2 separate regions of the Mus musculus genome follow, and region 2 is linked to region 1. The links are chromatin loops, found by intact Hi-C in ENCODE. Cell type or tissue: gastrocnemius. All regions are shown on one strand.

Region 1 (8,000 bases):
ATTCTCTCTCTTGGAAGCAGTTGTATTTTTAGACATCCCTCATTTGATTTCCCCATCCTCCATTCCTTAACCAAGGCAGGACTCGCGCCAGGCAGCCAGTTGCAAAGGCAGACAGATCCACTGCTAAGTTTGTTTTCCTTCCTTTGGTCTAAGGAAAGCTTGGGGGGGGGGGGCTTTTCTGTGTCACCTGACCTCTGTCAGTATTCTGTGTCAGATCGTGATATGCTGAAAAGGAGTTCGTCTTTCAAGAGAGCTGGAAGAATAATAAACTAGGGAATAATTAGAAGCTATTAAACTAATTTTAAACATCTTCTGTAAACCTTGTTAAAATCTATTCCAACTTTTCTTATATTCTGCTGGATGTAAAGCTGGCTTGCAGAAGAGGAATGCAGAAAGGTGCCTCTTTCATGACATCCAGCTCCCGGGGGGCATCTCTCTTCAGAGAGCCACCCTGGCTGCTGAAGCTGGCTTTGTTTCTAAAATGCCTAGACCTTAAAGTCTCTTGAAGCCAATCTAGACTTCAAGACTATTAAAGACCTGGAGCCTACAGTTCAACTAAAGCAGCAAATTTTATGTTGCGACATACAATAAGTATAAACATGTGGGGCGAGTATATTTGGTGTTTATACTTACTCTCCTGTGTATTTGTACGTACTCTCCTGTATCTCCAAATATACTTCTCCGGTATATTTGGTGTTTATACTTACTGGTAGAGGACCTTTTAAAAACCAGATTTTAAAGGTTTGCAGATGTGGTCTCACTGTTGACACCTCCCTAAAACATTTAGGATTTCTTTACTGAATTCCAACCAAGTTCCAAAGAGATATTGTTCTTTGCAAACAATAAAAAACCTGACTGCCATTTGCTTGCCCATGTGGAGAAAAGATCATAACCAGATTGATATACCAGAAGGAATCAAGGGTCATAGCTCCTCACTTAAGCACCAATTAAAAGCGAAATTCTACCCAAATAACTTACATTTTCAAATCTATTCTACTACATGGACTGCCTTGCAAAGTGTGTGTGTGTGTGTGTGTGTGTGTGTGTGTCCAAAGGCCTGTGATGGTCATCTTTAAGAGCAACATAATGCCCTTAATTTTTAGCATCTCTGTTATAGAAGGGAACATAGAGAATGCACTCTGAAGACCCAGCAGGACTGGACTTTTAACATTTGATAGATAACCACATATGGGCATCAGTTCTTATTCCTGCTTAAACTGTATAGTCAACAACCCAAAGAGCTCCCCAGAGCTAAGCCATGGTTGCTGCCTCCTCTCTCTCACCCCACCCCTCACCCCCACCCCTAAAATGACCTCCTGAGAAAGGATGGAGAAAACAGCTTTTCTTTGTGGAAATGCCTTCCTATAAATCATCATTATGAGGACTGCTTTACCTAGGTAATTGCCTATTCATTTGAATACTTGGGTTCTGTAGAATACTGTTGGTATATTAATCAAGGGTCAGAAAGCTACTGTGGTCGAATTTTCTAATATTGTCATTTTCCCACACAAGAGAAAGGTCTTTCTTGGGGAGAGTCCAGAGGACTTCTCATATCCCCTGATGAAATCTAGCACAAGATACCTTTAAAGGGAGTTCCTCCAGGGGAGGAGAGAAAGCCAGAGGAAGAGCTGGGTTACATAACAATTACCTAAAAGGAAATATTCCATACCAAGAAGCTGTCCAGATGTTGCAAAGTTGAGATGAGAGGATCGGGAGAAGCCCCTGCGTGCCTAGTGGTCCAGGATTTGAGTAGCCGCGAGGCAACTTTGTGGAAAGATCTGTTGCTGGTATTGAAGTAATATCTCTTAGATTTTCTGGGCGATGAACAGTGTCAGTCATCTGAAGTCAGCCACCCTGTCCGTGCGTGTGTGGCGTTTCGCTCTCATCCTGGGAACTAAATTCCTTTCTTTTTATACAGTAGTAACTTTCAAGAACTGTTTGGTGACTTTGGGCCCCACTTGGGCAAATGTCCTGGCTCAGAGGCCTGGTACACCAGAGGCCCCTGCTTTGGGAAACTTTTCCATTGCAGTGAGAGGCAGGGGTAGGGTATGGGGAAAGGCTCTGACCAAGAAAGTCCTCAAACATTACTTTTGAGTCTCCACATCCACAGGATTTACAAGTATGTCAGGGCTCCCACTGGCTGCCAGCCAGGAAGCTTTCAGATAGAGGGTCTTGGAACATGTGGGGGATGGGATGGGGAGAGAGGAAAGTTTTTCTCAAACTGGTTCAAACCACCGTTTCTTTCCATCGCACAAACTGGTCTTTGATTTGTGTACACAGCTTTGGGGTGGGGGTGGAGACACACCTGGAGTTCCATCCAGGGGCAGGGGCAATCCTGGCACGTGGGCGGTTTCCGGCAGCCAAGCCCAGCACCCTCTGACTGTGTTCCTCTACTTTGCGCAGGAGGAGGTGACCAAGCAGCTAGTGGGCAGCTGGCGCTCCCCCCACACAAGCTTCAGCCGCAGCAGCCCTACGGGCTAGCCTTGCATTCCACCAGTTCACCATGATCGCCACCGGTGGCCTACTGAGAATATCTGCGAGAAAGCAGGATCCTCTCCGGCCCCCCAGCCAGGTCCCTAAGCGCAAGAGGAAAGCCAAGAAGAGGCGTAAAAACGACGTGGTGGTGGTGAAAGGCAAACTGAAGCTGTGCTCCATCTCGGGGCTCATTGCCCTTTGTGGGATCCTAGTGCTATTGGTGGGCATAGCCATGGCCGTGGTGGGCTACTGGCCAAAAGCCAACGCCGCCAACAGAGGTGGGAGCAAGCAGTTACTGCCTGTGGGCAGTAGCCATCGCATTGGGGCCATCAGCAACAGCAGCAATGGCAACAAAAACCCAGCCAAGAGCCACTCTGGGACCCCAGGGGGTGCCAACTCCAGTTCTGTGGGCGGGCCCTGGAGTCCGCCTCCTGCAAGATCTGCAGCCACCTCCTCTTCCTCTTCCTCTTCCTCTTCCTCTTCCTCCTCCACGTCGGTGGGCTTCTTCTTCCGAATCTTCTCAGGCTACTTGCACTCAGACAAGCTAAAGGTCTTCGGGCCCCTCATCATGGGTATAGGCATCTTCCTCTTCATTTGCGCCAACGCGGTGCTCCATGAGAACAGGGACAAAAAAACTAAGATCATCAACCTGCGGGACCTCTATTCCACTGTCATCGACGTGCACAGTCTCCGCGCCAAAGATCTGGCAGCAGCTGCTGCTGCGGCCGCCGCGGCTGCGGCTTCCTCCTCCGCGGCTGCCCCCGGCTCCGCGTCCCACGGGGCAGCGCCGCTCAATGGCTTTCTCAGCTACGTGCAATCTCGAGGCCTGGAGCTGAAGCCAGGCAGCTGCGCGGGCTCTGCGGACGCCTTTGGGGCTGCTGCAATGCTGGCCAGGGGTTCATGGCCCCACCCCACTGGGCTGGACGGAGGCAGCGGTGAGACTCAGGAGGCAGGGTCCCCGCCGGACCTGGCTTCATCTCCGCGCTGTCCACGGGAGCCCCCAAGTCTGACAGAGGCCGTGTACAGCATCTACCGCGAGCGCTCCAGTAGGGCTGGCCATCGCCGGACCACAGTTGCCGCGGTGGCTGCGGCCACTGCCACTGTCACCGCGGCTGCCAGCGGCGGCAGCAGCCCGGCGCCCTGCAGCCCAACCGGGAGTTGGGGGCGCCAGAGCACCACCAGCTCCCTCGTGGGCTCCTCGCTGAGCGCCTTCGCCCTGTTGCCCTTGCAAGGGGATCGGGACAGAGACGGGGACTCGGAGGGCGCAAGCTGCAGCTGGCATAGACCTCCCGGGGAACGCGGCTCCCGGGATCTCCCCAGGGGAGAACTGGACCTGAGCCTGACCGACCTCCGGGGAGCCGAGGGAGGAGCGCGCTGGGCTTCCTGCGAGCCCGGGGAGCCCGAGGGCGCGAAGACAGCACGCACCGCCAGGGGGCAGGGCGGCCGCTTGCCCAGGACCCGCAGGTACGCGGCCTGGCGGCGCCGCAGCACCAGTGGGCTCCCGGACTATCGGGCTCCACCGTCGCCCGAGCCCCCACCCTCCTCGAGCGCAGAGAACCTGGACTCAGGCCCCTCTGCTACAGCCGCCACGCCCTCGCTCCCTCTGCGCCCCGAGGAGGACTCGCCCCGCGTCCGGCGGGATTCCCACAGTTCTCAGTCGGATGACCAGTCCAGCAGCAATAAGGGCTACACCCCCCTGAGGGAGGCTGACACCTCTGTAGAGTCGGTCGTGGATGTGGTGGCCAAGAAAAGGCTAGACTGTGAGGATGTTACAGATCCCAGTACTGAGCACAGCTCCCCCGAGGGTCCCAGTCCAGGGCCAACTAGGGCGGAGCCTCTGTCTGTGCAGAGGCAGTTTACAAACAAGGAGAAACTCTTCCTCATTTCCAGGTCTCACACCCCAGGAGTAGAAGACCCCGAATTGAAAAAGTCTTCCAACTAGGGAGGGCGGGACAGGGAAAGGAGACACGCTGGTAGAGTCCCACTGGACTCTGCATTAAAAGCCCCACCCACCCACCCTACCCCGATTCCCCTGTGGACAGGTCCGAGGAAACCATTCAATATCCAAAGAGCTGCAGAATATTATCCTTGAATTACGTTCACAAGCTTCCTGTAGATAACTCAAGCAATTTTTTTTAAAGAAACAAAGTCGTCTTTTTACGTCCGATGGTGATTGTACGTTCGATGAAAACCAAATGTATTAAAAGATCACAATCTAGTTCATTAGATGAAACTCTCTTAATTTTCTTAGGATCAAAATAATATATTTTTGACAGTAACTCTGTACTTTACTCCTATTTTTCTTTGTCCAGCCCCGCCCAGCTTCCCTCGCTCCTGGACTCTGCTGCTGACTTCATCCGTAGCTGCTTGTAAAGGAATAACAAGCTTTTTATTTCTGCCCTCTTGCAGAGTCTAGAAGAGTTTGTGTCAATTCTCTTAGAATTGAACTTTCTAGGTGGAGTCAAAGCCCCAAAGCATGAGTATTCGGGAACGAGGGCCCCCTTGCCTCACCCCACGCTTATCTACAGCTGTCCAAAGGATTCTATTTTTTAAAAGGGATATTTGAATTTTGCTACCAGGGTATGTGAAGACCAGAGGGCGCCAGCAACTACACTGGATTGTGACATTCTTAAACTCACAAGACCAAGTACACCATGCATTACTGAGTATTATCACACTTGTATGGAAAATAACATTAATATTTAAAGTCTTTTTTTAATAAAAAGTTCCCAAACAGTTAAACATAATATCGCCTCATTTTGCTTGAGCTCTCGTGGTTCTAGAGCACAGGAAGCCCCTAACAATTTCTCTCCTAAATCCAAAATATAATATTTGCCTGTTCAGACTGTAGTCACCTTCTCCCAGAGTGACAGAGGGTCGTCTGTGAAGGTGTGAGTGAGCCAGCCAACCCATTTCCAGTATGTTTTTAACTTGAAGACAGAGGCAAGCATGTGACCCCTGTGTATTTCTTTGAATAAGTAGTATATTTTTTTCTATAATACTTGTAGTTAACCTGAAGTTTAAATTACAGGGATGCCAGGCTTAAAAACTCCCTTCCCACCCATGAATGTTTCTCTATTTGATTTTGATTTGGGGTCCATGTTCCTGCATCTCTGGCTGACATAAGCCACACAGTCATGCTATAATAATTCTGAAATAGTTCACAATCTGTCAGCTAGCCAGTTTTCAAGGCCAGAAAACAAAACAATTTACAGTACTGCTCCTTCTTCTTTGGAGTGTGACCTGCGACTTCATGGCCTAAGACATAACCACTGCTTTTAAAGAAAACCTGGTGACAGATGTGCTCGTATGGCTCCTCGCGCCATGCTGCAGAAGGTACATGGATTTGGGATAGAAGGATCTCATGGCATTTGCTAGCTGTGGAACTCTTAAGGGCAGACAAACAGACCTCTGCCCTCAGATCTGTAAGATGAGGTTAACAAGAGCCACAAAGCTCTAAAGGAAGCTACTACACAGCTGAGAGGGAGAGCAGAAGCCAGGCTTAGAGCACAGTCTCTAGTGGAATTTCTGAAGAGATACAATTTATCCCAGGGGCTATTGTCATTATGTCTACCCTTGTGATGTATCTTCTGCCCGCTGCAGCAGAAGGCCAGGCCCCACCCAGGGGCTTCTGCAATCTGGGGTGGTTATTCATTATCTGCAGAAACACAGACAAATCTCTTAATCCTTTTGGGCCTCTGGTGAACGATGTAATCTTTGTGATCCCCTTCAGCTCTAAGAGCTTAACTTAAATTCAGGGTATTGGGTTTATGCTGGATACAATCTTATATTTGTACACACAACTTAGCAAAAGATATGCTCCATAAACTTCCATATAACTTTCTGTAATGAAATTTAAATGGACCTAATGTTTCCTCAAACTATACACACTAAGCTAATAACTTGAGTCTCTGGATTAATTTATTGAGCTTTTCTATAAAGCAAAAGTGAGTTTCTAACAGATGAGAGAGACAAACAAGTACAACACCCCTCCCCCATCATTGTATCTTCATTCATTCTACTGTTAGAGAGTATGTTATTTAAAAGTTAACCAAAAAAAAAAAAAAAAAAAAAAAAAAAAAAAGGCCTGGATATTTTTCAGTGCTGTTTCCAGTCCCCAGAACATATAACAAATTATAAAGTTATTCTCTCTTAGCTTAACTAAGGAGGGATGGGCAGAATAAAAAATTCCCCTGCAAACCAGAAAATTCAGCCTAAATGACTGACTGACTGCAGTTACTCATACTGATGGGTTAATTATTTGGATCATTTTACATAAACACTAATTGCCCATGTTAATTTCATATAGAGGCCTCCTGAAGTTAAATCCTTAAGCAACCTAACCTAGCTCAATATCAAGTGCTACTCTGTATGTCCTGTGGTGATTCACAGCCTTAACAACTATAGAGAACAAATCTGCAATAGCCATGCTAATTTTTTCTTACTATTTACTGAGGTCCATGTATTTATCTCCCAGCTTCATATATAAGATCAATGAACCTGCGTGGCAGCTCTACTTCCTGACCACAGAGAAACAGCCTGAAGTCAAAGGATGGAGGGCTTGCCCAGGGCTTTAGATATGGTCAGTTGTAAAGGTTTTACAAAGATTTACAAAGATTTAGACCTGCTGGTGAATGATGGGATGTGATTAGAAATTCTGGAGACTATTTCAATCTTTTTTTTTCTTTCTTTACTTCCTATTAGATGTCCTTGCAGGGCCACTCATACAGATGTGCAGAGAAATGCTAGGATCCAGTCAGATAGAAAACCAATGCTTGTGTTTGAATGCAGCAAATGGCATAGGTATGCATTTATGTAAGTTTTCAGAGATCTCTGGACCCAATCAGTAAGGATACTTGGACTTTCCAGACCATAGAATTCCCCACCTTTTATGTATAATAAACACAGCTTTGGAGATTTAGAAAGACCACATCAACCTGTTCAGGGCAGAGCAGCAATGGTGGGAGAAAGGTGCTGAGCTGTTTGCAGTGACAGCAGGTTTGTTCCCTCTTCCTTTGAACTTCTGCCCTGTACTGAGTGAGGGGGTCTCCATTGAACTGCTCAGACTCTCCTCTCAGTCTCTCTTGCTATACAGTAGGAATTAAAGCGGGACCTACCTCACAGAGACCAGGTACTGACAAAATGGCTTAATCTACCTAGGAAGTGCTCGTATCAGGTTTGGCACATGGGCAGTGCTATGAACACTTCATTAGTTTCATTTCCAACGATATCAATGCTATGTACACTTATTTCATATGGGCTTCTTTTTTTTTTCTCTCCCAGAATAATTTTAGGTTTTAAAAAAAATCCAATGTGTAATCAGTAGAGTACAGTGGCCCAAAGTGTGACTTCCAGGTCTTACATAACACTGCCTGGGTTTCTCAGTCTGTTAAATAGCAATAATAATAGCATTTGACTCATAGGATTAATTATTCAAGGGAGGGCTAAATAAACTAATATACTTAAAGGACTTAGAACAATTCTTGGCACACAAAAATTTCAGTAAATGTTAAGAACTGTTATAT
Region 2 (8,000 bases), 670 kb before region 1:
TTAATTTACATATGTAAGCCACATGCCATCAATATTCATAAAGGGTTATGTAGCTATGTAACATAAGCCAAACCAAGTACCATTGGCAGGAAATGGAGCATCAAGGTGGTGTACCATTCAAGCTGACCTTACAGGGTCTTCTGAAGCCACTGTCATGTTTCCTGGTGATCAGTTCCTATGAATACTAAGGACTGGCCTCAGGAAGTCACTCAGGCTGCTTTGTTCCTTGTTTTCCTCTATCACAGAGTTGGAAAGACAGAATGCTTGGTATCTAGCCCCCCCCCCCCCCAGTCACAAGTGTGGACCATATGGCTAGGTTCTATGTTGGGATCACTGGCAAAGGACCCCTAGAGAGCATTTATGAAATGAATGGGGTCTGTTTGCCCTGATTGGGCTTTTTGTTCTTTCTTTTGTGTACATAGAGGTGGTGCTCAAGGTTCAGAAAGCACCAGGGAACCAAGAACTCTGCAGCAAAAAACACCTTTATTTCCCAGTAGGAAGAAAAGAAAAGAGGCCTCCCTGCTCACTTCTTAGCTGAGCCCTTTACCCATTGTGAGTAGAAGGATGGACCCAAGAGTTTTGTGCATGTTCTGACCCCTGTCACCGGTGATTGTGACACTCTTTGGAGATGAGGTTCTTATTTACATAAGTTAAGAATCTGACCATGAGGTCTTTTTGGAGCATCCAGCCAAGGCCCAAGTTTCGGTTTCCTTATTTAGAGACAAAAGGGAAGTGGGTACCCTGACGATGGATTGCGAATGATGGTAAAGCAGAGAAGCAGCCACAAAGACCCAAGCCACAGGGAACCCAACCTGAGCTGGACAGGCAGAGAGTGTTCTCCAGGGTACCTCAGAGAGAGCACGAACCACACTGACACCCTGATGTTGGATGGCCAGCGTCTGGATCTGTGGTGTTTGAGAATTCCACACTTGGGATTCACTGGAAGAGTCTCACGAAACCACACTACTACATGGCTCCAAACGCGCTCCATTCCCATGTGGGATACTTGTGTGGCACCTCTGTTTCACCACCCATTTTCAAAGGACAGAGTCCCTTCTCCAGTCATGGGATAAACACACCAGCTCTGGTTTAGGAGAGACTGATACATCATTCCCGGGAAGACGGACTTTAGCTTTAGCTTCTGGTGGTCCACTGGCATCAGCCTATGTGGATGAAGACCTATCTTTCACAGGCCATGGGCCATCAGCATCTTTGCATCCCTACGGGAAGTAGAAGTTTAGAGTACTCACTCATGGGTCTCCTTTTCCGTTGTGGAGCAAGCAAATCTTCATGCCTGTCACTCAGAGCAACAGACCTAAGATGACAGTATTACAGATCAGAATAGTGCTGCTAATTCAGGTTTAACATCATTGCATTTCCAAATTAAACTCTATTTAAATGAGAAGGTTTGGCCTTCTCTCTAAGATAAGAATTCATAGGCACTGCTGTTATCACCAGCCAACCTTATTAGATGATTCAGAGCCAAGCACCAAGATAGCCGAGTGACATTATCATTCTAAAGACACCTTCTTTTTCTTCTTCTGTAAAGTTCACGGTAATTGTGATTACACATTCACACCACAGCACACTTCAGCTGGGTAAATAGCCTTGCCTTTAAATCGATTCCAAGGTGGGGGAGGGAGAAGGAAGAAAGCCCCAAGCTGAGTGCATTTCTTCAAACCTTAATCTATGTAGTAAGGTGTGTAGGCTGCTCTCATTTTTTCCTGTCCTCAGTTCTTCACTCTCTCAGTTAAATAATTTTCCTCCATAAATGCATGAAGTTTTAATTAGGGAGCATGTTAGTTGGGGGCTTTGTATGCAAATGATTAGATCACATTTCAATATTACTACGTTAATATTAATAATTAACATATCTCCCATTTCACCTTCTTATATGTATGTAATTTTTTTTTACTGTTTTACCACGAGGCAATTAATATTCTGCACACAGGAAATCAAGACAATATCAACCACCCACTCAGTTTGAAATGTCAATTTAGTATGCTAAAATGCCAAAGACTCACATTAGGAGGGTGAAGGCAAGCGTGGATGTAGCCCATGGAGCAAACAGTATCATCAAGAGACTGAGTAGCTCATCGACGTCAATCTGTTTCACGGCCCCTTTAGATGGTCCCTTGGCTGGCTTTGAACTCATGGAAATAACAGAGATGGTAGTAGCACTGCCATTCACTGACAAGTGCTGTCTGCTTGGCCCTGAGACTTCTGAGAACAATCAGTGTGTAAAACAAAATATTCCTGAGTCCATTCTCCCAATGTCTGGAAACTGCTCTGCTCTGAACCCCATAGAGAGTGCTGCACAGAAGGAAGTTTAAGTTGGAAGGAGCTTAAATCAGCCAGCAAGGTGGATTCTGGCACTTGCTCCAAACCTTAGATTGTGAGCTCAATTCAACAGCACGACCAACACAGAATGGGATAGACAGAGTGGATCTGAAATAGAGAGAACGCAGCAGCATGCATCACATGGCTTGTCCCTGTCACATGACTTCTGGTAGCATCAGGTTTTACCTACTGAACCTTCTCATCATTATGATGATGATGGGAAATTTTCCATTATGTATGGAAATTTTGCTGCTGTAGAGATGGAGACTAGCTCCTTCTACGCAATACAGTGTAGTCTGCTGAGCTGAGTAAGGGTCGCTGACTGCCTAGACTGAAAGATGTTGAAGAAGGCAGGGATGGGGATAAGAAATTACATCAATTGCTTGGTGTTTTTGTTTTTTGTTTTTGTTTTTGTTTGGTTTTTTGTTTGTTTGTTTTTTAGAGACAGGGTTTCTCTGTATAGCTCTGGCTGTCCTGGAACTCACTCTGTAGACCAAGCTGGCCTCGAACTCAGAAATCCTCCTGCCTCTGCCTCCCAAGTGCTGGGATTAAAGGCATGCACCACCACTACATCTGTAATGGGATCCAAATTCCCTCTTCTGGTGTGTCTGAAGACGGCTACAGTATACTCACATACATTAAATAAGTAAATCTTAAAAAAAAAAATGGCTTCAAAGTTACTTTCTATGTAAAAGAAACGGAGAAGTCTTTGTTCAGTGGCATGCTGGCCAGGTGAACTGCACTCCTTCTGATCCACTCTTCTGACTCTCCCATATTTGGACAACGGGTCTGTTTCAAAGTTTGGTTCCATATGTCACTCAGCACCAGGGAGTCTACTATGTCCTGGTTTGTTCTACTGGGAACCAGAGCATGACTGTAGTCTACAGCTGTGACCTTCCAAAAACGCTGCTTAATAGTACTTTAAATATTTATTTATTTATTTATTTATTTATTTATTGTGTCTGCCTGAGTGTGTGCATGTATACTACATATGTGTAGTACGGGAACCCATGGAAGTCAGAAGAGGGCATCTGATCCCTGGAACTGGGGTTACATATAGTTATAAGCAAAAATGTGGGTGCTGGGAAAGTATCCAGGTGCTCTGCAAGAGTGGCGGTGATTTTAACCTGTGAGCCGTCCCTCTAGTACTGCACTAATGCTTTTCATTTCCTAAACTCTTTGTAGACTCATCTTGTACATTTAAGTTTGGGTTTTCTATGGGTTTTACTTGTATTTTGTGCCTCTATAGGTCTTGGCTCATAAGACAATAAATCCTATGATGACAGGAATATTTTTTCTTTTTCTTTTTTTTGTAGCTAAGATGGAGTTTAGCACATTGTAAACCTTAGCAAATATTTCTGAATTTGAATCCACTAGTGGGTGAGTGATGACACTAATCATATCTGAAAGTTGACCTGAAGTATGAATTGTGACTTGTGTATGAAAGACAGTTTGAACTGTGGGTCCTGACAAACTTGGGCTCAAATATGTCACCATGTACCACCTTTTCAATATATTCCATATGTTCCTGTCCATGCAGATTCCTTTGGATAGAGAGGTCACTTCTCTACCCTGCTTCTCTTCATCCTCCTCCTCCTCATCTTTTTCTCATTCTACTTCTTTATGCAAAAAAATATGTATTTATTCATGTGTCTGAGTGTATACACGCATGTGCACTATGCCTGCACATGTGTATTGGATATATGTGCACTAGTGTGAATGTCTGTGCCTCCATGGAGGCCAAAAGAGAGTGGCAAATTCCTCAGAGATGGGAGTTGGACAGTCCTTTACAGTGAAACTATCTGACTGCATGCTGGGATCTAAACCCTGGACCTCACGGCTGAGCAGCAAGTCCTTAGCCACCGATCCTTCACTCTAGTCTTCTGTGCCACTTCTTCAATGACGTAATCATCTTCTTCCTTCAAAACTCAGTCATCAATAAAACAAGATACACACCAAGAAAATTGTGTTACAGAAGACTATTTAATTTTCACGGGGCGATAGTTCTAGTAGAGCATCAACCGAAAAGACAATTTATAGGTCCATTTTGAATCGAAACAAAACAAAACTATAGTGTATCTATTGCTCCATGATTCTTGCAAGGCAATAAATAGGACTTAATGACTTTTCATATATTAAGTCATGGTGAACTGTGCTTGCCAAGGTGAGGGGACATTCAATGTATGCCACCTCTGTGTAGTTCCCTTTCCACTGTCGAAACACCAGGGCAGGATACCCACTAGATGGTCTGGCTCTCCTTACCCGGGAACACTAATCCATTGGGGTGATTTCAAGGACCCCTGAAAACCAAGGGGAACAGCACTTTAAGGATGTAATTTCCCAGGTGGGCACAAGGGGGAGCAAGATCTCAGAAGCAGTTTGGTAGGCAACCCCAATTGATTGCAGCCCTGTTCTCATTTTGGTTTTGTAGGTCTTAAAAAAAAAAAAAAAAAAAAAAAAAAAAAAAAAAAAAAATCCCGAATGCCAAGATCGCAGTAAATGACTGCAAGGCCAGCAAAGGACAGGACAAGGGAGCACGGCCTAATGAAGCACAACAAAGGCTCAGAAGTTGACCGTAAAATGGGGACCTGTGAGCTCTTGACAGTTTAAACTCAGTCATAAAGACGGTCGATGTGCTTTAGAAAGAGAACACAGACAACTGAACACAAAGCAAGTCACAGATAAAAATGAGAATACAAATGGCAGCAAAATTACAGATATGAATCAAATTCTAGAACTGAAAGATAAAATAATTGACCTGAAAAATTCACTAGAGTAATTTGGCAAAAGGCTCTATCATAGGGACACTGAATGTACAGCGAAGATAAAGAAGACTTGATTAGATAAAATAGTAATAATAATAATAATAATAATAATAATAATAATGGGTCGGTAAATTTGAACATTTTGTTTGAGACCATCAAGTTTTGGGGTGCAGAAAGAGAACAGGAATGAAGAAGGGCAGGCATCTGCAGGCTGCGCTCCTCCATGCATCAAAGGCTTTTTAAATTTTAGGCTTTATATCACAAATAACTGGGCTAGTGCACGTGTTATGAAAGTGTAAGGAGAAAGGGGGAAGGAGGGAACTTACTTGAGAATATGATGGCAGCCAACTTCTCATATTTGAAGGAAGAAATGAACATGCAGGATTGGAGGTAAGTAAACTCAGTTGTAGGATTAGCACCCCCTTGGGGGTGGGGGGCAGGCAGAGAGACAGAGAGAAGGAAGCAGGTAATAAAATATTCACATTTTAGACACAAGAAGAACTCCAGCTATGGTGAAGCCAAAGAACAGTCCTGTGCAAGTTCAGGTAGCCGTCTGAAACCAGTAAGGAGCAGCCAAAGATTAGCTACCAGCACACTGGAGGAAATTTCCTATCAGAGTCCCCTGTGGAAACCTTGTAGGCCAGCAGGGGGCGGAGTGATGAATTCAAACTGCTAAAAGAAAAAGGTCAAACAATATTGTAGTTGTCAGAATTGTCCTTCTGCAACAAAGAGGAGATGGAGGCTTGCCCAGATGAGAAGCTGCTGGAGTTCATTAACAGGAAACTTCTATACAAAATGTTAAATGGGGGTTGGGGGGGAAGAGGGGAGAAAAAGAGAGAGGGGAAGGGGGAGGGAAAGGAGGAGAGGGAAAGGGAAAGGGAGAGAGAGGGGGGAGAGGGAGAGAGAAAGAGAGACAGAGAGAGAGTAAAGGAGAGAGAGAGGGAAGAAGGAGAGAGACAGAGAGAGAGGGAGAGGGAGGGAGGGAGGGAGAGAGAGAGAAAAGAGAGAGACAGAGAGAGGGAAGGAGAGAGACAGAGAGAGGGAGAAGTGTTTTCCTCATTGGTCTTGGTCAATTTGACATAAACCTAGACATAGCTGAGAAGAGAGTCTTCTCTGAGGAGATGCCTCCACAAGGTTGGCCTTTGGCAAACCCAAAGTTGTATAAGAAAGCAGGCTGAGCAAACTATGAAGAACAAGCCAGTAAGCAGTACTGCCCCATGGCCTCTGCTTTAGGTCCCGCCCTGGACTTCCTTCTATAACGGGCCGTGATATGGAAGTGGATAAAGGAGTGAAGCTCACTGAGTTGCTTTCAATCATGGTATTTGACTACAGTGATAGAAACCCTAACTGAGATAGCTGTCGGGAGTGAACGCTTATGGTGGTGGGATGTTTGAGTCAATATGAAAAACCCTGGCTCCATTAAAAAAGAAAAGGAGTCCTTCAGGTTGGAACAGGAGGGTGCAGAAAGAAGCACAAAGTCTTATACAAAAATACTTATATGAGCAAATATGGCAACCTGTATTTTAACTTGAGTCTATAGAATATAAGTGTGAAAAAATAACCCTACAAATCTCGTAATGGGTACAAAATACTTATAAACATTAAAAACATGAGATACAAACAGAGCAGAGAGTTTGTATTTGGTTGAAATTAGGTGATTGTCATTTTTAAGTTCTATGTGTAACTGTATTGTTACTTAGTAGAATGCTACAACTTTGTTTCATGTGATTGGAGTGTCACACAAAAGAAACTATTTACACGTGCACACAAAGCGAAATGAAATACTGATCATGCCCTGTCAATCAAAATCCCCAAACTGGAAAATAATGAACTACAAACAAAATCCTGGGAGGAGGAAGAGAGGCAAAAAGTGTGACACATTAAAAAAAACAAAAACAAAAACAAAAACAAAATCCCTGAAATGAGTAGAATACTCCTTCCCCGTCTATGATTCTATTTTTGATTTTTGAAGACTTATTTATTTTATAGGTATGAGTATTTAGCTTGAACCAAGGGGGTATCTGGTACCCTCAGAGGCCTGAAGAGGGCAGCTCACCTAGAACGGGAGTTAATGATTGTTGTGAGCATGTAGGTGCTGGGAATAGATGCTGGGCCCTCTGAAAAGGCAACTTAACTACAGAACTGTCTGTCTAGCCTCACTGATAACTGTTTCATATAAGTGGATTTATTTCCCAATCAGAAGGTGCAGTGCCATTGAATGAATAAAAACATAGGCTACAACTATTTACCCTTGTCGAGTTTGGTTTCCATTGCTGTTAATAGAACATGGACCAAAATGAGTTTATGGGAGTCAACGGTCTATGTCTGCCTATACTTCTGGGTTATGGTCCAGTGCCAAGGGAAAGGAGAGCAGAAACCAAAGCAATGCTCCTTATTGCTCACTCTCCAACTTGCTCTTTGCCAGCTTTCTTATACAGTGGAGGGCCACCCGCCTAGGGATTGTGCCACCCACAGTGGACTGGCTCACTTACATCAATCAACACGGTTCCTCACAGACCCAACCATAGAGCAATTTGATTGAGGGACTTCTTCAGTTGAGGATCGCCCTGTCCTAGGTAACTCTAGGTTGTGTCAATTTGATAATAAAACTAAAACATGTTAAAAATAAAACACGTCCCAGAGAGTTGTTTTAGAACTACAGGTACACAGGGGAGTAGAGAAATGGAAAGTAACACTCTATGCTCATATCGGACAGAAGAGCAAAATGCCTATGCTAAGAATACACACCCAACCAGAGCATGAGTAGAATGTTTTAAGATGCAAAGAAGGATCCATGTAATCATAAAAAGGTCAGCTCATGAGAAGGTGCAGGAACCATATACCTAACTTCAAAGTGCCTACATATGTGGAAGAATTTTTGGCAGGGTCAGAGAG

The links. Peaks named below come from ENCODE experiments on the same cell type or tissue, not always from the same donor. Only the 100,000 strongest peaks of a DNase experiment are listed, where the experiment ranks them.
Region 2: it touches region 1 in a loop (4-fold over the local background); 17 of 42 quality-filtered maps call a loop at or near these places.

What each region holds. Positions count from the first base shown.
Region 1 is chr17:68,837,921-68,845,920 of GRCm38, forward strand. Tmem200c (transmembrane protein 200C) reads left to right here. Exons shown (of 2, transcript NM_001206661.1): 2 at 2,404-5,218. The coding sequence starts at 2,504. The coding sequence ends at 4,417. Among named protein-coding and RNA genes, the nearest start is that of Tmem200c, 4.8 kb to the left of the region's middle. In gastrocnemius, a CTCF peak has its summit at 3,905 (motif pointing right); DNase peaks (open chromatin) are centred at 420, 2,169, 2,497, 2,785 and 2 more places; H3K4me3 peaks cover 2,199 bases; H3K27ac peaks cover 1,173 bases.
Region 2 is chr17:68,172,278-68,180,277 of GRCm38, forward strand. No RefSeq gene overlaps it. Among named protein-coding and RNA genes, the nearest start is that of Gm36312, 11 kb to the right of the region's middle. In gastrocnemius, CTCF peaks have their summits at 4,678 (motif pointing right) and 5,742 (motif pointing right); DNase peaks (open chromatin) are centred at 4,680 and 5,749.